Linked DNA regions of Homo sapiens: region 2 is linked to region 1. Evidence: chromatin contacts called from ENCODE Hi-C or POLR2A ChIA-PET data. All regions are on one chromosome and are shown on one strand. Each heading gives the region's core, a stretch centred on a gene start or an enhancer-like site at or near the end of the contact. The rest is flanking DNA. Distances are from core to core; before and after follow the strand shown. Region 1 overlaps ZNF827 (zinc finger protein 827). Region 2 overlaps ZNF827 (zinc finger protein 827).

Region 1 (3,596 bases), core at 764-3,263:
GTTAAAAAAGTAAAGTGGGAAACCATTGTGTTCAAGTCACTTTTTTTTTTTAGAATTGGCCTTTACTCATATAATAATTTGGAGCCATAATGAATAATCTCTAGATCAAGTAAACTGCTAAAAATATAAAGCAATAATTCCTAGCCGTCTTCCTTCAGTAAGCTCCCCTAACCAGAAGCCAGAGTTAAATGAGTTTTTCATACAGTTTGTGAAACTATAAAGCAGGTTACAAATCCACATGAATGGTATGATTCCATGATTTGTAAAACGGTGGGCATGCAGGAAAAAAAGAGCAGAAAGAATAAATCTAGAAATGTTAGCTTTTCCTCAGTTTAGTTGGCATGTCAAGTAATTTATACTTATATTTTATGAATTTCCATTTTTATAAGAAGTATATGTTACTTTCATAATCATGTAATTGCCTGATGGGTCCTTCCTGCCTGCTGCACAGACAAAACCAATTCACTGAGACCCTGTTATTGCAGTAAAGAGTTTAATTAATGCAGGGCAGCCTAGCAGGAGGACTGGAGTTATCACTCAGATGAGTCTCCCCAGGAACTCAGAGCCCAGGTTTTTTATGGATAATTTGGTGGGCAGGGGGCTAGGGAATGGGTGCTGCTGATTGGTTGGAGATGAAATCATAGGGGTATAGAAAATGGTCCTCATGTGCTGAGTCCACCTCTGGATGGGGGCCACAGGACTGGTTGAGTCATGGGTCTGGGTGGGGTCAGTCAGTTGCCAGAATGCTGTCTGAAAAACATCTCAAAAGACCAATCTTAGATGCTACAATAGTGATGTTATCTATAGAAGCAACTGGGGAAGACACATCTTGTGACCTCTGGCCACGTGACTCCTGAGCAGTAAGGGATTATAGAAACTACACCTTCATTTTAGAATTCAGACCCTTCTCATAATCCTAGTCTTGTGGACTTTTATTAGTTTTCAGTCTGTGAGCCAGAAGGGCATTAGTTTTAGGGAGGGACTATTATCATCATTGTTTCAAAGTTAAATTATAAACTAAATTCTCCCCATGGTTAGCCTGCCCTAGGCCCAGGAAAAAGCAAAGGCAGCCAGTCTGTGAGGCCAGAAGCAAGAATGGAGTCAGCCATGCTGGACTTCTCTCACTGTCATCATCTTTGCAAAGGTGGTTTCAATCAGAAAACACCAATAAGTTAGTTTCATTTTGAACAAAGGAGAAAATATCTTTTCATACTATTCTCATACTGAATGCTTGACACCAACTCTCTCTGGAAGTTTCTATCATGAGGATATTCCTGGAGCTTTGGACAAAATCCACTTTGGCAGAACCACATTTAAATATGACGCTAGGCTGGGCACAGTGGCTCACACTTGTAATCCCAATGCTTTGGGAAGCCAAGGCAGGAGGATTGTTTGAGGCCAGGAGTTCAAGACCAGCCTGGGCAATGTAGCAAGACCCCGCCTCTGCAAAAAATTTAAAAATTAGCCATGTATGGTCGTGTATACCTGTAGTCCCAGCTACTTGGGAGGCTGAAGCAGGAGGATTGCTTGAGGCCAGGAGTTCAAGGCTGCAGTGAGCTATTAATAAGATCAAGCCACTGCACTCCAGCCTTGGTGTCAGAGAGACACTGCCTCTAAAAAATAAAATTAAAAAACAAGCAAATACATAACTGTGACTCCAGAAAAATGGTAGACCTAAAAGCAGCTAAAGTAAATGGAGATATTTTCAATGAAAATGTTGGGAAAAAATCTTGTAAAGTGGTATTTGCAAAGTAGAACTCCTCTTTAAGGTATCAAAGTGCTTCAGACTAAGGAACACTATTTGAATGTTCTGCGTTTATCTGTACCTACTACCTTCATAATTTCCCCATCCTCTGTTGTATGCACTCTACAGAACCTCTTTCCTATCGGGGCTTTCCAGTCAAAATGACTCATCCAGCTGCAGAATCTAGTTTCTCCGCCCTAAGTATCTAGGAATGAGTCACTCAAATGAGTTGCTTCTTTTTTAACTTCAATGGAATTAGGCTTGAAAGATTCATGATGGGGGAGGGTCCTGGGAAAGGGGCCTGTGCTGAGGTTATCAGGGAAATCAGCTGTATTATAGGAATGGGAAAGAGGCCAGGAAACAGGATAATGAGGGAGTGGGATAGCCTGGAGGTAGAATGATTTATAAAAAAAGATTAGATCCAAATTCTGGCTGTCTTTGTTAGAGTATGGAGGCAGGAATTAATTGGTTATGTGGATTGTAGGTAACCATTTTGTGGCAAGATGACTTAAAAGGTAAGGTGACTCATCCTAATTATTTTTTTTTTGCTCACTAATTTTCTATGTACTGTATAGTCACTTGCACCCACAGAAAAACAAGGGGAAAGTTTACTCAGGAAAAAAAAAAAAATGTGTACTCTTGCAAATGCTTTTAACATGTAGGCAAGCTTTCGGTATGTGAAAGTTATTTCTGACACAATTTTTGGTCAAATTGTTTTTCATTTTTATGAAAATGTTAATTTTTAAAGCACTCTGGTCTATCTCCCAACTGTTACTTTTATCACTCGAAAATGTGTTATTTTAAAAATATCATCACTGGTGTCATACTAAGACTTGCCATGCCTTTCATAGTAATTAATGTTTTTTGTTTTTTGTTTTTTTTTTGTTTTTGTTTTTTGTTTTTTTTTTTTAAAGCAGCCTGGCACAGTGGCTCACGCCTGTAATCCCAGCACTTTGGGAGGCCAAGGCGGGCGAATCACGAGGTCAGGAGTTCAAGACCAGCCTGGCCAAGATGGTGAAACCCCATCTCTACTAAAAATACAAAAATTAGCTGGGCGTGGTGGTGGGCGCCTGTAATCCCAGCTATTTGGGAGGCTGAGGCAGAGAACTGCTTGAACCCAGGAGGCGTTGGTTGCAGTGAGCTGAGATGGCGCCACTGCACTCCAGCCTGGGCGACAGAGCGAGACTATGTCTCAAAAAAAAAAAGCACTGGGACATGAAAAAGAAAAATGAAAGTTATCTTTGGGTGATGATGGGAACTCTGATTGAGGGTTTTAGTTTTGTTTCCCCCTACCACCACCTTGTCTCTCTTCTTCTAGTTTTCTATAATGAGCATGAAACACTTCTATAAAGAAAAATTAAATGTTTAGAGGGAGTAAGATGTTAAGGAACAAAGGTAAGATTCATGGTGCTCTGAGTTAATAGGCCGTAAGCTTAATAATTATGGTTATACACAGGATAGGTCTTTGTCAGAGACTGCTAAACATCTTGTACAACAATCTTGTGTAAACAACAGTGGTCAGGAAAAGACTCCCCAGAAGGTGAAATTCCAACAAATTTTGGCAGAGTCATTTCAGAAACGTTAAAGTTACACATCCTGTAAGTTATTAATAAAGATGTGAAATCCTTGTATGAAATACGACTATGATCACAGTCATTTCCATTTGGAGGTTCACGAAGCTTACTCAAGGAATGATTGAAGTTTGAGGGTGGTTACTTATTTTTAACCTTGCAAGGGAGATTCATGAATTAAATTAATCTTAGGGCACCAGGTGTGATAGAAGAACTGCACGCCATTTTCTCTATCTTGGTTGTTGAAAATAGAGTGTTCAATGGGACAGTCTGTTGTACTG
Region 2 (3,642 bases), core at 591-3,090, 35 kb before region 1:
ACCATTCTCCACTTTCAAACCTCCCTCCAATTTCTGAGTTAGCCCAAGATATGAGCTTTACAGGATGATCAAGAGCAATACACATTTTTAGGATGAACAACTAGGAACAGTAGAAACTAGCTGGGAGCTACCAAGCAGTCTTTAAATCAAGGAACTTTGCTTTCCTGAGCAAACAGAGAAAGATTCTTCCTGATGGGAACAGTTGCTGGGTTTTGTGTTTCTAATTCTTGCAACAAAAGGTACAAGATATTTTTCTTTTTGATGTCTTATTAATCGACCTCAGAGCATCATCAGGCCTGTGGACAGTACTCATTTAAACTTCAACCTGAGGTTTTAAAAAAATATTCCATTAATTGGAGTTTAGGAATGTCAAATTTCAAAGAGCAATTAAAACAGAGCCAGCTTGCCTCACACTGGGTTTATTTTATTTATTTATTTATTTATTTATTTATTTATTTATTTATTTATTTATTTATTTGAGACAGTCTCACTCTGTTTCCCAGGCTGGAGTGCAGTGGCCCAGTTTTGGCTCACTGCAGCCTCCACTTTGCAGGCTCAAGCCATCCTCCCACCTCAGCCTCCCGAGTAGCTGGAACTACAGGTATATGCCACCATCCTCTGCTAATTTTTGTATTTTTTGTAAAGACAGGGTTTCGCCATGTTGCCCAGGCTGGTCTCAAACTCCTGAGCTCAAGCGATCTGCCTGCCTCGGCCTTCCAAAGTGCTGGGATTACAGGGGTGAGCCACCGTGATTCGCTCACACTGGGTTTATATAGTTTTAGGGAGAGGAACCTCGTTCTAATAGAACAGAAGAGTGGTATGTATTAGTCTTGTGTCTGTATATAAGTATACAGAGAGAAAATGAGAGTAGGAAGATGGACTGCAGATTGTATTGGGAAATGGCTTTCGGGGGATGGAAAGGCTATTTTGTATATTAAGTTTGATGCCCAAATAGAAGATGTGAACTCCCATGGAATCCATCCTGCCCCCTCCTACATCTAACCTTTAAGCTATTTAGTGTATGTGCTTGTGTCTGTGGGTCTAAACACTGATGAAATTGGACAGATTAGTAGACCTTGAAAGACAGCAGACTAAACATAAAAAAATATTCATTTTAATTTGCTGCCATAGGATTCTTGAAGTGTTATAGGTTAAGTCCCCTAGAGATGGAGATTCTCGTGGAAGTGCTTTATTGAGGGAATGCTCTCAGAGGAACCTGCAAGGAGGTGATGGGGGCAGAAGACGGAGGAAAGAGAAGGAGAAGGAGCTGAGAGGAAGGATGTGGTTTTAGCTGGTTTCTAACTAACTTCAGCTGCATCCCCCAGGAAGGTTCACTAGCTTCAAGTAATCCCCTGCAGGGGATGTATAACCTCCCATGTTAGGGGGTTCCAATGGGGACAGCGGTTCTCACTTATAGTTATCAGGCAACACTTACGCAAACTCCGGGGTAGGTGCATTCGTGCCAGAGGGAGGATCTGGGCAGGACCCCACTAGCATGATCTATGGAGGTTTCTGAGGGCTCTTTAAGATTACATAATATTTATACAACAAAAAGATGTGCTGCAAGACCATATTATTTTATGCTCTTTAGGTGTTCTCTAGGAAGAGGTAAGAGGAGGCCCCAAGTTGGCCCCATACAAAGATTTTAATGTGCCTCAAGCCTAAACTGCCTTGGCTGGAGCTGAAGCATGATTATAGGATAGAAGAGAAAAAAAATTTTTTTAACCATTTGGCAAAAATGATGCAATCCTTAAATTCTCCTCTTTCTGGGAGATTATGAGTAAGAGGAAATCCGAATTAGATCTTTTGCCCAAAGCAAAGGAAGAGGTTCTTCCTGTGAGCTCCCGGCATGATATGGTGTTTAGAAATCAGTGTTAAAGAATTCTTGGCTTATAGTTCTACAAAGTCCTCGGTGTGGTTTTTTTTTTTTTCCTTTGAGTAGAGGCAGCTTACTTGATTAGCCTATCCATAAATAGATCTCTTTTTTACCTCTCGCCTTATTACTTCAGGTGGAATAGAATAAAATTTTTATGCCAAGAAATCCTCTTTAACCTGAGTTAACTGATATCAGGAACAGAAAAAAAAATGCCAATTTTCTTTCTTCTTTCCTGACTCCTGTTTTAGAAGGAACTCTTACTCTGCAGGTACAAGATCAGTGTGTGGATTATGCTTTAAGGTGTGATTTGTAATACATTTCAAAAAGATTTACATCAAACCTCTGAATTTCTGTATCTTCAGATTTTTAAGTACTAATGGAGTGTTTATTTAGTAATCATATCTTCTGTGTTTGATTTCCTAGAAGAAACTGATCATTCAGAAGGACGGTTCATGATTGGAATCAAGTTCAGAATTTTTCGCACTTTGAGAATAGCTAGGTATATTTAAGGTAGTTTCGTTTGTAAAGGGCAGGCCTGAGCACAGCACTGAGATCAAACCTTCCCTTGCCTTTCTCATGCTGATGAATGCCTACGCTCCTCCACTCCTTGCCATCTCCTGATCCTAGGATCTGGATATCCAAGGACATGAGGTAGGGAGAAGAGACACAAAACTGAAGAAAGGAGCTGACTCTATCCCTGCCTCTTATAAACCCACAGCTTCCCTCACAATTGTTTATCGTTATTTATCTCGATGCTCATTTCAACCACAAGACTAAGGAAAAGTGTAGCAGCCCAAGAGGAAACACTCTGTAGCTTGGCATTCCAATATGTGCTTGCCAGTGAGTCATGGGAGTGCTGATGCCCGTGTCCTGCACCAAGAGAACACGAAGTCCACGGATGTGTGCTGTTAACTCTCCATCCCGTATGGGTTGGTGACTGCACTTTCCTCACCATCAAATCCTCCCTCCTCACACCTGTCCAGTGGCAGCTCTGCCCCTTGTTGATACCTCTGTTATACGAAAGGTAGATAAGGAGAGTGAAAATAATGGGAGACAGTATTCTTTGCTGGCAATTTTTTTAAAGGGGTTTAGGTGAAGCTAAAGGTTGAAACTAATAACTACCAAGTTTCTGGATCACTGGATCTCTACCTCATTTTTAAAAACTCTTATAATGGAAAATTTCAAACATATACAGAAGTATCTGTCATCCAATCCAACAATCATCAATTAATGATTTATGATGTTTTATCTATCTCCCTCCTCTACTTCCCCCTCCCTGTAGATTATTTTGAAGCAAATCCCAGACATCATTTTAAGAACTGGTTTGAGAATGCCATTTTTTTGTTTTGTTTTTTTTTTTTATCCTAAGAACTTAAACTCAGCTGCTTAAATTAGGATAATCTTCCCAAAAGTAAAGGAGAAAAACAATCCACCAAGGCACACCGTGTAGCCAGGCAGAAAAATCAATCTACTTAGCAGCTTGAATGATTGAATCATGTGGTCCTGCTCACCAGTGCCTTAACCTTGTCCCTCCACCCTTGTTTGTGTCCTCATCGGGGCACTTCCCATTGAATCAGTCCTTTAGATGCAACTTCACCGTAAATGCTAAAACAGCAGTCTTTTTCCTTGTTTAACCTCAGAGTCTAGAAAATTCAATGCAAGTGTAAAGAAGGCTGTGGGTCTCCTTTGAGATAGTGTGTGGACTGAGTGTTGTTAATGCCACTCTATCTGACAAATGAGATGAGGAGAGAGTCCCGGCCAGACCC

Evidence for each region. A loop is a pair of places that touch in the nucleus more often than their neighbours do. ChIA-PET counts read pairs that join two places held with the same protein, here RNA polymerase II (POLR2A). Pooled maps may share reads with other maps.
Region 2: a loop to region 1 is called in a map of endothelial cell of umbilical vein, with 4 times the contacts of the local background. The contact joins two enhancer-like sites. A Hi-C loop is called at or near these places in 2 of 168 maps with a recorded cell type or tissue (PC-3 and endothelial cell of umbilical vein), 4 of 37 single-sample maps with no recorded cell type and 2 of 50 pooled maps. POLR2A ChIA-PET finds 5 or more read pairs at or near these places in 6 of 52 experiments (GM12878, H1, OCI-LY7 and 2 more).

Annotation. Positions count from the first base shown.
Region 1 is chr4:145,806,833-145,810,428 of GRCh38, reverse strand. The region is part of intron 8 of ZNF827 (zinc finger protein 827); the gene reads left to right. Among named protein-coding and RNA genes, the nearest start is that of C4orf51, 130 kb to the right of the region's middle. RefSeq lists enhancers at 1,827-2,016, 1,246-2,445, 2,873-3,092. Within about 2 kb of position 2,013, at least 10 of the 41 ENCODE cell types and tissues checked have a DNase peak (open chromatin) inside an H3K27ac peak, as active enhancers do; they include endothelial cell of umbilical vein, where a contact is called at or near this core.
Region 2 is chr4:145,841,514-145,845,155 of GRCh38, reverse strand. The region is part of intron 7 of ZNF827 (zinc finger protein 827); the gene reads left to right. Among named protein-coding and RNA genes, the nearest start is that of ZNF827, 95 kb to the left of the region's middle. Within about 2 kb of position 1,840, at least 4 of the 41 ENCODE cell types and tissues checked have a DNase peak (open chromatin) inside an H3K27ac peak, as active enhancers do; they include endothelial cell of umbilical vein, where a contact is called at or near this core.